2 separate regions of the Homo sapiens genome follow, and region 2 is linked to region 1. The links are chromatin loops, found by intact Hi-C in ENCODE. Cell type or tissue: OCI-LY7. All regions are shown on one strand.

Region 1 (8,000 bases):
TTTAACCTAAAAATATATTTTTTTCTTTAATTACAGTTTCCCATATAACCATCAGTGGGCTCCAGCGATGCAAGCCATATTTATTAGAGGCAGCATGTCAAATAGGAGTTGACAATTACAGTCTCTATCAATACATATTATGCCAGACGGTAATGAGCCATCCACAAAGGGCTAGCTATCCAAAATAATCATGCTGCTTTCCAGAGAAATGTCAAAGAGGTTATGGTTTATTACACAGTGCTCATTAGATATACAGTGGCAGCATTAGCAATTTTTCCTTCATTTGCGTCTCATTTAAGGATCTGCCCCCACAAGCACAGTCAAATTAGTACGCAAGGTTAAAACCATTATGCCCTGAAAAAATTAAGTTGCATTTTATTTTACAGTAACGGTGGATCAAAGGTCCTTGGAATCTATTATTTACAGAACCATTATCTAACACAGCATATTAACAAAAGGGAAAAGAAAAGCAATGCCCTGCCAGCATGGCTTGGACAGGAACAAAGGCAGACTGTTTGAAATAAGCAAATACCATGTTACTTAATTAAGTAGCCCTATAAAAACTATTTTTAAAATAACACTAAGGTTGTGACATCAACTGACAAAAGTCACAAAATTAAAGTTAATGAAGTACCAACCTGTACTTTAAAATGTCTTGTTTACATTAACTTATTTTTAAACATTTTAATACTGTCATTATATATAATTTTTAAATAAATTTACCAATTACTCTAAATACTTATTTTCTTAAAAGGATAACCCATTTTTAAATTTTTATAGCAAACCCACATTTATCAATATTTAATAAAATAGAATTTGCAGATATAACTATTATAACCAGAAAGATGTGATCAAGAAGGCAGATCTTGGAATAAGTTACAAAGATTTAAATAAATATTGCAAAATAATAGATACTTAATGGATTTTGCCAAATCAGCAGATAACTGGTTAACAGCATCTGAATTACTGGCAGGATAAACATTTGTAGCAAAGAGATCTTTTGAAGAGATTTCTAAAGTCCTGATTGGACTGTTAATAAAATATCAAAATTCATTACAGTTAGAAGGATAATATTCTGAATGTACTTTCCCCACATTTTATTAACAGACCTCAGTTGTAGTGATTATTCAAGGATCCTTTCCTTTCATTTAATGAACACTTATTGAGTGCTGTCATGTCAGACCCTGTGATAAGAGTCTGAGAATTCATTAAAAAGAAAAAAGAAAGAAAGAAAGAAAGCATATCTCTGTACTTGAGAAGCTCATGGCCAGGTCAGTGAAGCATTTGGACAGGAAACCAAATGATTTGAATCTTGGGCAATAATTGCTGTCCCAGAAGAAAATACAGCTTGCCAAGGGAGCCCAGATGAAGAGGACCTAATTGAAATCTTGATGAAGTAAGGTAAGGATTACCCAGGGAAGTAACAGCTAAAGTGAGAATTCTACCCAGTGAGAACTGTAGGGGAGAAATACACTGGGAAGGTGGGCGAACAAGTGAGAGGAGGCTGGGGCGGGATCATTTACCTCAGATTATCACAATATACAGTTTTAGAAATCCTTTAAAAATGCTCTTCCTAATTAGAAGAAAACATCTTGAAGTTGGATTGATGGACTTAATGAAATAAAGTCAGCAAGAAAGTTCTAGAACAGTTTGGATCATGTTAAAAAAATAAAAAGTATGTTATAGAAAAAATTCCTTTGTCAGGTCCACATATGGTCAAATTTCAGAGTGGATGAATGTATTATCCATTTAATGTTAACTGTAAGTCTGATTTAATAACTTGTCATGACCAAATTTTGAATTTCTGTTGGTTATTCTTCTTAATCTTTACCCCCACATGAATGAGGTAAGCATCCTTGTATCTTTCCCCTTAAACTGACAAAAGGATGAGCTATATATACATCACTTTAATTTTTCTGGTATCTTATATGTCTAGTATGTGTGTCTACTCTCAAAACATCTGTAAAATATAATAAACTTTTAGACAGCAGAGGACGGATTGGTTTAATTCTTTTGCTATGGTATCCAGTATAGCTCAGGTGTAATCAGATACTTACAAAAGGTTGCTTTTTTTTTTAAATGTAAATGCCATTATATTCTAGTACAGCTATTATATATGGCTATGGTCTACAATATGGCAGATTCCTGAATGGATTGTTAGGTGGTTTTGAGGCATTTAGAGTAGCATCATGACAGCATGATAGTAATACTCATTTTCCTCTTTTAGTATAACAGATTTCTTTTTTTCGTGAATATTGGGCCTTTTTAAACAGGCCCTATATATCTACTCTGATTTAGCTTTTTAAGTGACTGCCGTTCTCCCTTCCTCAACAGTGTTTTAATTCAGCAGTATTTAACCTACCAACATTTTTCATTTAATGAACAAAAAATGTATAGACTCCAAAGCTTTTTTAAAAAACAAAACATATACTACATCTATAGCTTTGCACATATTGTGCACATAAAACTTTGTATAAATGGTTGCAGTATTATTCCTGGCTTTGAATTTTGCTTTTCTTCTACCAGAAAAAGCTTCTGGTAACCAGACGTCACAAAAGGTACAGATAATCATAAGATGTCAATCATAATACAAAAACAAGTTATATTGTTGAACTGCAGAAAAAGTAAAAGCAACTAGGCCCCATGCTGGTCACTACTGCTCTACGTTCATTTCAATACTACATGTAATTATGAATCTCAAGGAACAAACCAAGAACGAGCCTGCTGAGAGTGGAGACAGAGGAGTATGGCCAACCTCTCCTCCACGGCACCTCGCAGCAGTGTCAGAGCAGCCATTTTGTCAGTGCGTCTCTTTCTTTCCACTGCTCTAAGATCTTCAGTTTATTCATTTGCTCTCACCTCTGCCCTATTCCAGAGGGTTTAAATGGTTTAGGTATTATTAGATGATGTTCAGTAATAACAGAAAAAAAGCACAACCAGATGTGGAGGAAACATGAGACAAAGGTGTGACAAGAGATGAAGTGTGATAAACTGAGAGGGCACAAAATGGGAGGGGGCCAGGGAGAGCCCCAGAGTGATGAGGGAATAGTATGAACTACAGACTTTAATGTAGCTCCCAGAAATAAAGGCTTCTTCTGTATGTGATGAGCCTATTTTATCTCAAAATGTAAAGCTGTCTGAATTTTAGGTTTGATGACCATGTGTTCTGCAAAGACAGCATATAGATTACAACCGTGCCTGACCTCCCAGTTTTAGGAACAAAGTGGAATTCTGTCACTGGACACCATCAGGGCTTTGGGTTACATCTCCAACTCCTTATTCTATGGATAAAAATAAAAGCTCCCAATATAATATTCATAATTTATAACAATAACATGCAGATCACCTTTTACCGTTTGAAAATGGCACCAAATTAGTAATGGTCACCATTTCTACAGCAAAAAATAATGTGAGCACTTTACTGCTTGATGGTACTGTTAGATTAGTGGTCCCCAGTTTGGGGTACGCAGATCTTTAAGGGTTATTTACAGTAGGTAACAAGTTCTTCACAGAGGTGAGTAATTTTCCCTTTCCAAAATGTCGAAGGAAAGCAATGTATTCCCCCTCCCCCCAGATAAAGTAACATCTGTTAACAAAATTTTTAATTTTCTTTAATTTTGTACTCATTAATAAGATGCGACAGTGGTTATCTTGTGGTCATCAGAAGCTCAGATTGGCAGTTACAAGTGTATCTAATAAAATGGAAAATCATATAATGATGATTTTATATATAAAGTGCCTGGTAAAGACGCTTTTTTAAACAGGGGTGGGAGAATAACAAAAGGAATCCTGAGCGGTAAACAGGTGGGGAGGTTATCATAATGAAGTATATACTGGCTAATTTCCCTCCACTTCTCCTTGACCGCCCCGCTTCTTTCACCAAGGCAGTCTAAGAGGAAGTAGCTATCTACTTCAACAACAGCTCTAACAGGAGACCAGAAGAGGTCAGCGGAGAGCAGTGCTAGGCACCCATCCTCCCACCCAGAGGGCTGAGCTCCAGAAGATCCCAGGTCTCTGTTTACTCAAAAAAGAAGCAACTATGAAAACAGAACAAATTGTTTTATTCAATTTTTTACTTTGACACAATCAGAGATGACCTATAAGTCTGTTGTAATGGTTAGCTTAAAAAAAAAAGATCTGAAGTAGAAAATGAAAAAATTTTCCTTATATACCAAAAAGTTCCCTGAAGAAGACAATAAAAATGATAATGCCTTGATAGTGACATAATCTTATTTTCTCTGAGATAGCTAGCAATCCATTATTTCTTAAAAACATGAGTTGCAGGTGCACAAAAATTCCCATTTAAATATACTCAGTTCATCGGCCGGGCACGGTGGCTCACGCCTGTAATTCTCAGCACTTTGGGAGGCCAAGGTGGGTGGATTGCCTGAGCTCAGGAGTTCAAAACCAGCCTAGGCAACATGGTGAAACCCCATCTCTACTAAAAACACAAAAAATTAGCTGGGCCTGGTGGCAGGCGCCTGTAATCCCAGCTACTTGGGAGGCTGAGGCAGGAGAATCACTTGAACCCAGGAGACAGAGGTTGCAGTGAGCCGAGATTGTGCCATTGCACTCCAGCCTGGGTGACAGAGTGAGACTATGTTAAAAAAGAAAATATATATATATACACACACACACACACACATACACACACACACACACTACACACACACTCAGTATCTGATTATTTGTGCTATGGAAAAAAGAATGTGCAATTACTAAGAACTGGTCAAGTACTACAGAGTCCCTGGTTTCTAAATTAATTCTAAAATCGGAAAGTGGAAAAATTAAACATGTTTTTTGAATGTTTTAAATATTTAAATATAAATGTTTCTTCTCTTATACCTTCAGGGAGTGTAAACCAAATAGAAAGTTTCCCCTACTCCCCACATTTAAAGCTGAAGAATTAGAAGGAAAACACACTATATAAACTTTTAAACACCAGCTGTAGTGTTTTTACTTGCCTTCCTCAGAACTTCCTTCATTGAAGGTACAGTACCTAAAAACCAGCTTTTGCTACGTTCCCACGCAAATAGAGGTCATGATCTGGGGTGTTCTGATTGACTATAAACTTGTAGTAGTATACCAGGCACAGAAAGAATGGCAACCACAAAAGACAACGTGGTACCTGACGTTAGGGGCCTTATGAATTTAATAAGGGCATTGATAAAATTAGAAAATGCTAAGGAAAGACCTAAAATGGATGAATATATTCAACAGATAACAGAGAGGTCCAAGTTACCTTGCCTACCCCTCTAATTGTTTTTGAGGAAGATCAACTTTCAGCCAAAGCGCTGCAGACAATATAAAACAAAGTTTGCATAAAGTACCTTTGAAAATAACAAGCTGCCTATAAACCGTTGCAGACGTGTCAGTAACAAAGGTTTTGCAAAGTTAAAGCCCTAAATTGAATTAAACCCTAATAATTTTGTATTATTACATTTTCATTCCCTGACAATTCTGATTTTTCAGCTTACTGTTTTTGTTAAATTTAAATTGGTCTGGTCTATCTATAGAGAGAGATAAAAAAGCAAATCCCTATTTTTTAAAGTTCTGAGTTGAATGGTATAAAATTAAATACAGAAATGCATTTTAAGTGCAAAGTATCCTTCCACTGTTGCCAGAAAACAAGTAACAAAGAGGAGTTAAGTAATTTAACAGCCATATTTTCTCACTCGCCTTCATTGGGAACACAGTCGTTTGCATGGCATAATAAGCTGTAAATTATAAACATTTTTACATAGCCTGCTGCAAAGAAAAGTCTGCCAGCTTTCTACTATATTGGATAGTGTTCAAGTGATTAACTATAGCTTTGGAAAAAAGGGGTGGAAACTTGTTTTGCGTCGCAGTTTGTTGGTTCTCACGTACAGCCTCAAAAAAATCCATTACATCATTATTTGCAACAAATATGTAAGTAATTATAATAGAGTAATAGAAGCTCCATATTATTACAGGATACAAATTACTCATGGACAAGAGAAAATCTTGTAGGTGCATAATCATTCAAGTATTTCCTTGAAATGTTGTCTCTAATGAGTATGAATGTAATGGTTTCCAAAAATAACAAAATTTGCAGCACTGACATTTCAGGACTAATGACAAATGAAATACACTTTACTCTTTGTCTATAGGGAAAGCCCATTAGACAGAATATCTGCTTAGGGCACAAGTCTATTTTAAAAAAAGGTTCTTGTGTCAAAGAAAATATATAAATATCTGTGTTTCACAACATATAAAGAATAAATGTGTGAAAGGAAACATGCAGTAATAGAGATAATGGCCTGCAAACATAAACGTTTTTATTTTTAAATTATATAGAGCCCCACCAAAATCCACATTCAACCCCCTAAGAAAATTTTGTCTCAATAAATCAACAATAATACATGGAGCACTTGAGTGCCCACCATAGTGCTGGGGCTTTGGAGGTCAAAGAAAAAGTTTATAACCTGATGTCTGTCCACTATACTGAGGATGTCAAGATGACTAAGAAAGTATATGTAAGGCACCCTACTTCATAGGTTGTCTACAGTAATGGAAAGAGCATGAATTCTATGGTCAAATGGGATTTGAAACTCAACTCTGTGATTTTCTTACACTATAAACTTGAGCACGTTATTAAATTTCTTTAAGCCTGTTTACCAAGAAAAGCAATTTCTTAACCAATGTTAAATGTTAAATAAATGCACTAATATATATAAAGAATATGGAACAGTAGCAGACTTATAGAAAACTCTATATGTGTTAGCTATAGTAATAATTATATTTCTATATTTATTATAGTTAGCTTTGCACACAGCAGGTGTTCAATAAATGTTTGTTGAATGAATGAATGAATGAGCAAAGGAACAAATCTAGCAGAGGGACAAGATAAATATGCAGATTACTATAAAATAGACGAGAAGTGCCTCAAAGGTACAAAATGTAATAGAGGCCTCAGTGGAGGGAGAGGTGATAGGTTGGAAGATGATTAAGACACAAACCCTGACTTCTAGAAGGTACTGTTTAGTAAGAAAACATACATAAATCAGTATTTACAAAACAGTCATTACAAACAATGTGTTAAGTGTTTTAAGATTTCACAGAACCTTTCTTCTATGTTCTAGCTCTAAATACACCACGGCTTTTCCCGGAGTGTCCAAATCCTATATGTTCATGAGCAGATATGCCTAACTTCTACAAGCCACAAACTGAGGAGCTGAGAGGTGGGACCAGTGCTCAGTGCTCCCCTTATTTCCTCATTTTGGTGAAAACCACTGTTCCTTTGAAACCAGCTCTACTTCTGCCATCACTCCTCTTCTCTGTGCCTCTACATTTATTGAAGTCTCAGTTCTGTTGTTCTGGTTGACTTCAATCATGTGAATTGCCCACCCTACAGTTTTTCAATATACTCAATTCAACCACCTCCACTGTATTCTGTGAAACCCACTTTAAGGCACAACTGAACATAACCAATCAGAACTGTTCCACTTTTGAAATCTCCACTTGGATATCCAACTTTCCATCTAAAACCTACTGTCTTTTCTGCTCTTTCATTGCATTACCACTTCCACCCCTGCAAACTGATTCATCATGATCTCCAGTCCCTTGATCACTACTTTCTCTCTAGTTTTGGGCTCCCTCAACCTCACTTCCTACCTGATGGGGCCTAAACAATCATATTAGATCAACCTACACTCTTGCACATACCCTTTTCTTGATGACAAAGAAAAACATTAATCATGCTTTTATCTTCCTCACATCCACTCTAGGGCTGTTAGGAATTGCCTGTTGCTGTGTTAAGGAATTTGTATCTAATCCTGTAGGGAATGCAATTGAAGAGTTAAGGATGTTTTACTCCACTTAAAAACTTGAGGCCAGGCCAGGTGTGGTGGCTCATGTATGTAATCCCAGCACTTTGGGAGGCCAAGGCAGGTGGATCACTTGAGGCCAGGAGTTTGAGCCCAGCCTGACCAACAGTGAAATCCCGTTTCCACTAAAAATACAAAAAAATAGCCGGGCAT
Region 2 (8,000 bases), 340 kb after region 1:
TGACCTTAAGTGGAAGCCAGTGTTCACTTACTGTTCTGAAAATCCTAGGGCCTTTAAGAATTATGCTAAATCTACTCTGCTTGAGCTCTGTCAGTGGAACAACGAAGCTTGGGTGACAGCACATCTCTTGATACCATGGTTTACTGAATATTTTAAACCCACTGTTGAGACCCACTGCTCAGGAAAAAATAATTCTTTTAAAACATTACTGCTTATTGACAATGCATTTGGTCATCCAAGAGCTCTGATGGAGCGGTACAAAGAAATTAATTGTTTTCATGCCTGCTAACACAACATTCATTCTGCAGCCCATGGATCAAGGAGGAATTTTGACTTCCAAGTCTTATCATTTAAGAGATACACTTCATAAGGCTCTAGCTGCCATTGATAGTGATGCCTCTAACAGATTTGGGCAAAGTACATTGAAAATCTTCTGGAAAGGATTCACTATTCTAGATGCCATTAAGAACATTTGTGATTCATAGGAGGAGGTCAAAATATCAACATTAACAGGAGTTTGGAAGGAGTTTATTCCAACACTCGTGGATGACTTTGAAGGGTTCAAGAGTTCAGTGGAGGAAGTAGCTGCAGATATGATAGAAATAGCAAGAGAATTACAAGGGGAACCTAAATATGTGGCTGAATTGCTGCAATCTCACGATCAAACTTGAACAGATGAGGAGTTGCTTCTTAAGAATGAACAAAGAAATTGGTTTCTAGAGATAGAATCTGCTCCTGGTAAAGATGCTGTGAACAATGATGAAATTACAACAAAGGATTTAGACTATTCCATAAACTTAGTTGATAAAACAGCAGCAGGGATTGACTCAGTTTTGAAAGTGTTCTATTGTGGGTAAAATGTTATCAAATAGCATGGCATGACACAGAGAAATCCTTTGTGAAAGGAAGAATCAACCAATGTGGCAAACTTTATTGTTGTCTTATTTTAAGAAATTGCCACAGCCACCCCAGCCTTTGGCAACCACCACCCTGATTAGTCAGCAGCCGTCAGTATCAAGGCAAGACTCTCCACCAGCAAAAAGGTTATGGTTTGCTGAAGGCTCAGATGATTGTTAGCATTTTTTTTTTTTTACAAATAAAGTATTTTAAATTAAGAAATGTAAATTGTTTTTTAGACATAATGCTACTGCACATTTAATAGACTACAGTATAGTATAAACATAACTTTTATATGCACTGGGAAACCCTCCAAAAAAATGCATGTGACTTGCTTTATTGCAATGCTCACTTTATTGCAGTGGTCTAGAACCAAACCTCCAGTATCTCCCACGTATCTTCATCAGTTAATGAGCTATAAGAAAAGAGATGTCATCCTCTTCAAAAATGAGAACAATTTCTATCCTGCAAAAGCCATTTAAAAACTCTTCATGAAGCAATGGTTGATGGAGGAGAGAAGGAATCGTGTTTTGGTAAAAACCTTCCTTCCTGGGATGGGTTTGGTGTGGGGACCACTATCTGGCATCACACTCAGAGTTTATCAGCTAGTGCAGGCGGCTCTGTTCATTGACCGCAGGGCTCTACCCTTGTGAGTGTCCCAGAATAGCTGCGGCTACCTGAGAGCAATCCAGTCCTCAGGGACTCGTTATTGTCCCAGATAAACAGCGTTGCCGCAGCCAGCACGTAATGGCTGTATTTAACTGTGATAAGTGATGGGCAGACGTGCCCGAGTGAGTGGATCTCTGGTAGGGCCTGGGTAATTGGACAAAGGCAAGCTGGCTGGCAGCAGGCATTTCTTGCACATCATAGAATTGATGCCACAGGGTTTTAGACTCCTGGGGATAAATATGACAGACATGGGGAGCTTGCCTTCTAAATGAGGAAGACAGGACAGACCTACTGGATTTTGATTATGCTAATTACAAAAGTATTTGAGGAAGGAAATAATACAAGTTTAGAAAATGGGTTAGATTAATAGAGGCAGGCTTCCTGGTAGAAGTGGAATCTGCCACCACAGAAGAGCTAGTTTGGAAATGTTGGGATGTAGAATAAGACAGACATTTTTCTCTGAACACACATTTACTTTTGGGAGTGGTTGCCTGGAAGTTTTATGGAATGCTAACAGTGAAAGTCTTAGGCCATAAAGGTCAAAGAAGTAAAGGTGAGAGTGGCCATATTTTGACAGTATCAACATTGAGAGAATGTATTTAGACACAGTTTTGCTATCTATAATTCTCTGGAAAATTTTGTGTTATAAAGGTGGATGAGTATCTAGATCACATTCTTGGCCATGCTTCCCTGATAAAACAGAAAAGTGACTCACCAGGTGAACAGAGAGTCTCTCAATGCATTTGGTGTGCAGTTACGATTCCATGAAGAGAAATATTTCATTCCTCTGGCCAAAAGGGGCAGGCAGGCCTGGAATTCTGAAGATAGCTGGTCATACATGCCCGATGGAGACCATGCCTTGTGGTGCCAGCGTGTGTGTATGGTACATACATAGTACATGTATGATACATATATAGCATAAGAAATGGGCTTTTATTTGTATGTAATTGTGTGTGTCTGATGCTTCATGTAGCAGGGGTGGGTTATCCTGCCTTCAGACAAATGCCCAAATCAGAGGAAAACCCAAGTGTGAGGTACAATTGTGGCCACTTCCCCAGAATCCCCTGCTTTAAGGGGTATTCCACAAACCTCTGCCATAGATGTGTGTGTATGTTTGTGTGTACTGAGAGAAGGAGACTTTCTGAAATTTTGGAGTTCAGGGTCCAGAAGTTCATGGGCTTCCTTGTATACTGGTAACAGATTAATATTCAGTTGTTCAAGTTTATAATTCTACATATTTGATACTGGATTTTGTGGAAAGATTCCACAATCTGAGCATGTGAGAAATGGAAGACTTAATACTGAAGCTCACCCAGGCCCCCACTGCACAGAGGAAGAATCGAGGCTCTGAGGGATGGTGGCTGAGGAACACAGTGGAAGAATCGAGGCTCTGGGGGAGGGTGGCTGAGGAACATGGAGGAGGAATCAGGGCTCTGAGGGAGGGTGGCTGAGGAACATGGAGGAGGAATCAGGGCTCTGAGGGGAGGGTGGCTGAGGAACAGTAGAAGAATCAAGGCTCTGGGGGAGGGTGACTGAGGAACATGGAAGAGGAATTGAGGCTCTGAGGGAGGGTGGGTGAGGAACATGGAAGAGGAATCAAGGCTCTGAGGGAGGGTGACTGAGGAACATAGTAGAAGAATCGAGGCTCTGGGGGAGGGTGGCTGAGAAACAGGTCCAAGGTCACATAGCCAGTCAGAGGCATTTGTACTGTAACTCGGGTCTCTGTTTCGCTTATTGTAGTAATTTCCCCTTTGCACAGATGAAGACATTTAGACATGGAGGACAGTTTTTTCGTAAGATTCTTCTGCTTGGCAAGGACAAAACAGAACCAGCTCCAGACTCTGGAACTTCCTGCCATGATCACTTTCTAAAAATCCAAACTTATTTCCTCCCCACTCTGTTGGATTTCATACCTTCCATACCAATAAATATCAGAAAAGTGAAGCCCAAGCTTGGTTCTTCATTTTCATCGATTCCAGAGTCTTTTCCTGTGTCACCAACAAGGGGGCTGCCCTGAACCAGCCAGAGCCAGAAGGACAAATGAGGATGCCTTCAATACCGCCCCCTCCTCAAATGTTATCAGCAGAGAGGGACTTGTACTGCCACCATCTGGCCTTTGTGGGTGTCCCAGACACAGCAAGTATGTGGTGAGAGGGAAGGAAACAGCACAAATTGTCTACTTTACCATTCTCTTAAAATAAGCTTCGTGTGAGCAAGCTTTTCAGAGCAGCAGGACTAGGGCTGCGAAAAATAGAGTGTGGTGCAGCTGCACCCTTCAGAACTTTGGGGGAAAACACATATTATTTACCAGACAATAATAGATACCAGAGAATAATAATGATTATTATAGTGTTTGGGATGGCAAATGCTGTAGTTAAGGTTCCAGAATGGCTCTTATTATAATCCCGTTTTACCGAGTCTCTTGTGAAAGCCTGGAAATTTTCTTTAAGTAGGCTGATGCTGTCCGTGTTTGGTCTTTGTCCAAAGGTGATTTGAATATAAAGAAACTTACTGGAGAAACATTCATTTTTTTAAATAGTGATTGCATTAAAGAAAAAAGCTACATTATTAAAAAAGCAGTTGCAGCATCCCTAAGTAAGCAATTCAAAATGGCGGTGTTTCCCAGTTTACTGGAGGAAAATGTTAAACATTCTCCCTCCTCCCTTTTAAAGAAAGAAGGAGGCCCCCTCTAACTACAAGATTCAGTCACTCTTGGTTCCAGGCCCAGAGGTGGGGATGGCTTCCCTCCCTCCATAGCAACTTCCAGGCTGTGCTTGCTAAATGCAAAAGAATTGTTCCCAGAAGAAGTGACCCCGGTGTCTTTGGATCCACTTGTCATCTCTGCAGCTCCTCAATTTTTGTGGCCTCACATTTGATAGTGGCTCTTGGTGCTTTTATTTTTGTATCCCCTCTCTCCATTGTCACTTATTCTTGAGAAAGAAAGAAAAGAAAGAAAGAAAGAAAGAAAGAAAGAAAGAAAGAAAGAAAGAAAGAAAGAAAGAGAAAGAAAGAAAGAAAGAAAGAAAGTAAGTCAAATGTGAGCTCTTTATTCAGAAATAAATATCCACATTTCCAAATCTGACCATGCCAAATGAAAAGGTTTCCATGGCCTTGTAATTCCACCCCCATTACATATTTGTGGTGTTTTGCATTTTCACTTTGGTTATTTAATATACATATTAAGTACACACAGATCTGGTGATTTAATGTGATTGGGGGAACTCAGGCATTTCCTGTCGTGCACAGTGAAACTTTCAAACCTTGTTTTTGGCTGCTGCTGATTATTGTTGCCATTAACACCAGGATTTAGATAGCAGGGTTCAAAGCACAAGCTTCCACTTAGTCCTCCCAATGGGCATTTGACCTCCTCTTGCTCTTGCTAAATTCATGTTATAAACACTCCAAGCAAGCTTCCAGGTCTCTTTGTGGCTCCATTTCTTCACTATAAAATGAGGAAATGGTACTGTATTATCTCTGGGGTCCCTTCAAGTCCTACATTCTATCACCTCTCTGAAGTTATTTGTTCATTGTTCTAAGAATAATCTCAACAGTTGTAAAGATGTTTACAAGTCCTCTGTCACCACCTCACCTTAGCCAAATTTTACCCATTCACATTTCTGACAGCCTCATTTATTGGCAGGAAGAAAAGGTGCTGTTTTGGGGCATGGCAGAAGAGAGGCGCCTGACCCACTCATGTGATCAAAGTGTGTCGAGCGCCCACAGCGGGCCAGACTCTGAGCTACGAGTTGGGTGTAGAGACACGAGCAAAACAGACAAGCCCCTGACCTCTGGGGCTTTACCATGCAGTTGGCAGACTTCTAAGTGGCTGCTCCCAGAACTGACTGAGTGGCCTCAGGAAGCTCTATTTCAAACCAAGTGACTGGCGGCAAATGAAAGAAGGCTGCAGGTATCAAGAGGCAGAGCCTCATATCTCGGTGAATGTTGGGATGAGCATTCCCCAGAAACTGACTTTCCTGGTGGAAAATCCTGTTCAGAGCCTCTGCCCTGGGACCCCAAGGCTCTTGGTTGATTTATTTTCTTCCAGTCCAGTGCTACTGTTTGTTTTGGATGTGAAGAGATGTGAATGGCTCACCTTTTACAGGCAAGACCCACACACGGAGAAAAGCAAGCATTTCTTCCAGCTTAGTTGCCTTTGTGGGAAACTTCTGAAGATAGGTATATGTGTCCATGGTAATTTTCCACTTGCCAAAAAGTGAATCTATTGGCCCTCTTTTCAGCAAATACCAGAGCTGAGACATGGGGTTACAGGAGTGAGGTCAGGAGCTCCAGGGTCCTCCGTGACCTTGCCTGGCTTTGGAGTGACCTTGGGTGACTCAAAAGACCTCCTGCTGGGGCTGGATGCGGTGGTTCATGCCTGTAATCCCAGCACTTTGGGAGGCTGAGGCAGGAGAATCACTTGAAACTGGGAGGCAGAGATTGCAGTGAGCCAGTTGCACCACTGCACTCCAGCTTGGGCAACAGAGCGAGACCCTGTCTCAAAAAAAAAAAAAAGCCTCCTGCTGGTTAAGCATGCAGTCATGTGGAGGGGGAGGGTTGCTGGGTTGCAAAGGATGCTGTGGTCTTTGGGTGAGGGCGTGGTGTACCCTACTCATTATGGTATTCCAAAAAGCGACTTGAGTTTCATTTCCTCACACAAAGCTGGCAGGGCTGACCTGAGCAGACCGTGAATGAAACTCCTGTTGAAATCACGCTGTGCTGCAGCGGTTCTGGGGCTCATCCTAGGTCTGCCCTGGCGGCTGGAGAGTGTGCTGCTGTCTGACTCATGCCTGGGTTCTCCCCAGCTGGGCGGAGGGAGGGGGATCGGTCCAGTGGATTCTGACAGCCCCTTCTGCTCTTTTTCCAGGAACGTTCACTCACAGGGTACGCTCATGGAGAGAGGGCGCAGAGCAAACCATGTCACGCCATCCAATGACACCAGCTGGTCAGCTCACCACCCCCTCTGGCTAAAACTCAAGCAAATAAAGCCGCTTCCTGTCATTAAGCATCTCAGAGGAAGCAGCCCTCCCTCGATGGCCTCTAGCCCAGAGAAGCCCGCGCATCTTGGACCCACCAAGCAGGCCCAGCCTTCCTGCTGCCACCATCTCTGCTTCTCCCCAGAGGAACTTAGGGATTTCACCCCTGGCTTTTAAAAAAAACGAAATACCGACAAGCCACAAGGACCAATGTAGGTATTCTCCCCGCCCCATCTTCAAGGCTCAGCGACTGAGGCTGGAAGATGATATGGATTGGAACACAAAAAATCTTTTTTTAATCTTTTTAAAAACTGCTGTGGTTTTGCTGCTACACTAAGAATTGTGATTTGCATTGTACGGTTTTGGACCTATATTGTTCACGTTTTGATGGCGGAGAGGGGTGGTCCTGGAGGCCCAATGCTTCAGAGTCATCTCTGTCCTGCCCGGGATGCACTTTTAAATGAAGAGTTAGAATATTTTATTGGCTAATATACTTTTCTTGTTATTTTTACAAAGGCCACCTTTATCCTTTTTGATGCCATATTTTCAGTGTTACACTTTTATGGCTTTTAATTTTCGATTTGACAGATGTAAGAAGCAGCATGAATAGTTTATACTGTGGTTTTTCAGAGACTGAATGCCAAGAGAACTCGGTAAATGTTTATTCTTCTCAGCTTTCTCTTTAAATTCCCCTAAATAGCGCCCCATTTGGGAACAGAGCAAGAGTGTTGAACTGAAGACCAAAATGCCCTCAAGGTGTAAAATAATCCGAGGGGGAATATTTGCTGGGCGTCAGGAAAGACTCAGATGAAATTTCAACCCTGATGGTTTTCGGTGATCCAGGAAGTCAGTGAGACAATCTCTCTATATGCAGAGCCCTTTCATGATAATTAGAATGGTATGGACAAACCAATGAAAACAAGAGGGAAAGTGAGAAAGATCACCCATGATTCTGTTTCACTGTTTGCTTTCTCCTGTCATGGTTAAGAGAAATGTGCAATTCGATCCTCAATCAGTGGGTGGAGGATAACAGGGTAGATTCACTTGTGTGCACTTGTACAGTTGTAGCTGCGAGTCCAGAAGTCCTCTAGAGCATGTGTACTGGCACTGAGTTGGTGAGACAGTTGTGGAGTATCCCATTCTGATGAGTACAGAAAAAAAAAGAAAAAGAAAAGAAGAGAAAAAATTAAGAAAAAAATCAAAAAAGGAAGAAAACTAAAAAAAAAAAAAATCAAATCACCTTGTGATTCAGTGTATCTGTTTACTAACTCAAATAAAGCAATTGTTCCCTCTGGAGGGGTCCAGGTGCCCCCGCCCCACAAGGCCGCGGAGCCTCAGCAGGAGGGGTGGCGAGTTGCGGGTGGGCAGGGCCAGGACGGTGTGGCGCCAGCCTTGAAGCACCACGGCCCAAGGATGCGGTGTACATACTGTATTTCTAGATTCTCCTTTGTACAGAGTCAC

The links. Peaks named below come from ENCODE experiments on the same cell type or tissue, not always from the same donor. Only the 100,000 strongest peaks of a DNase experiment are listed, where the experiment ranks them.
Region 2: a loop joins it to region 1, with 7 times the contacts of the local background. A loop is called at or near these places in 12 of 110 quality-filtered maps.

Annotation. Positions count from the first base shown.
Region 1 is chr6:107,314,382-107,322,381 of GRCh38, forward strand. The region is part of intron 2 of PDSS2 (decaprenyl diphosphate synthase subunit 2); the gene reads right to left. Among named protein-coding and RNA genes, the nearest start is that of PDSS2, 140 kb to the right of the region's middle. In OCI-LY7, CTCF peaks have their summits at 3,942 (motif pointing right) and 4,165; a DNase peak (open chromatin) is centred at 3,940; H3K4me3 peaks cover 589 bases.
Region 2 is chr6:107,651,777-107,659,776 of GRCh38, forward strand. SOBP (sine oculis binding protein homolog) reads left to right here. Exons shown (of 7, transcript NM_018013.4): 7 at 6,431-8,000. Among named protein-coding and RNA genes, the nearest start is that of SOBP, 170 kb to the left of the region's middle. RefSeq lists enhancers at 5,753-6,330, 6,079-6,128, 6,331-6,907, 6,369-6,558. In OCI-LY7, CTCF peaks have their summits at 3,690 (motif pointing left), 3,892 and 5,299; DNase peaks (open chromatin) are centred at 3,685, 5,325, 6,175, 6,575 and 4 weaker places; H3K4me3 peaks cover 4,188 bases; H3K27ac peaks cover 5,339 bases.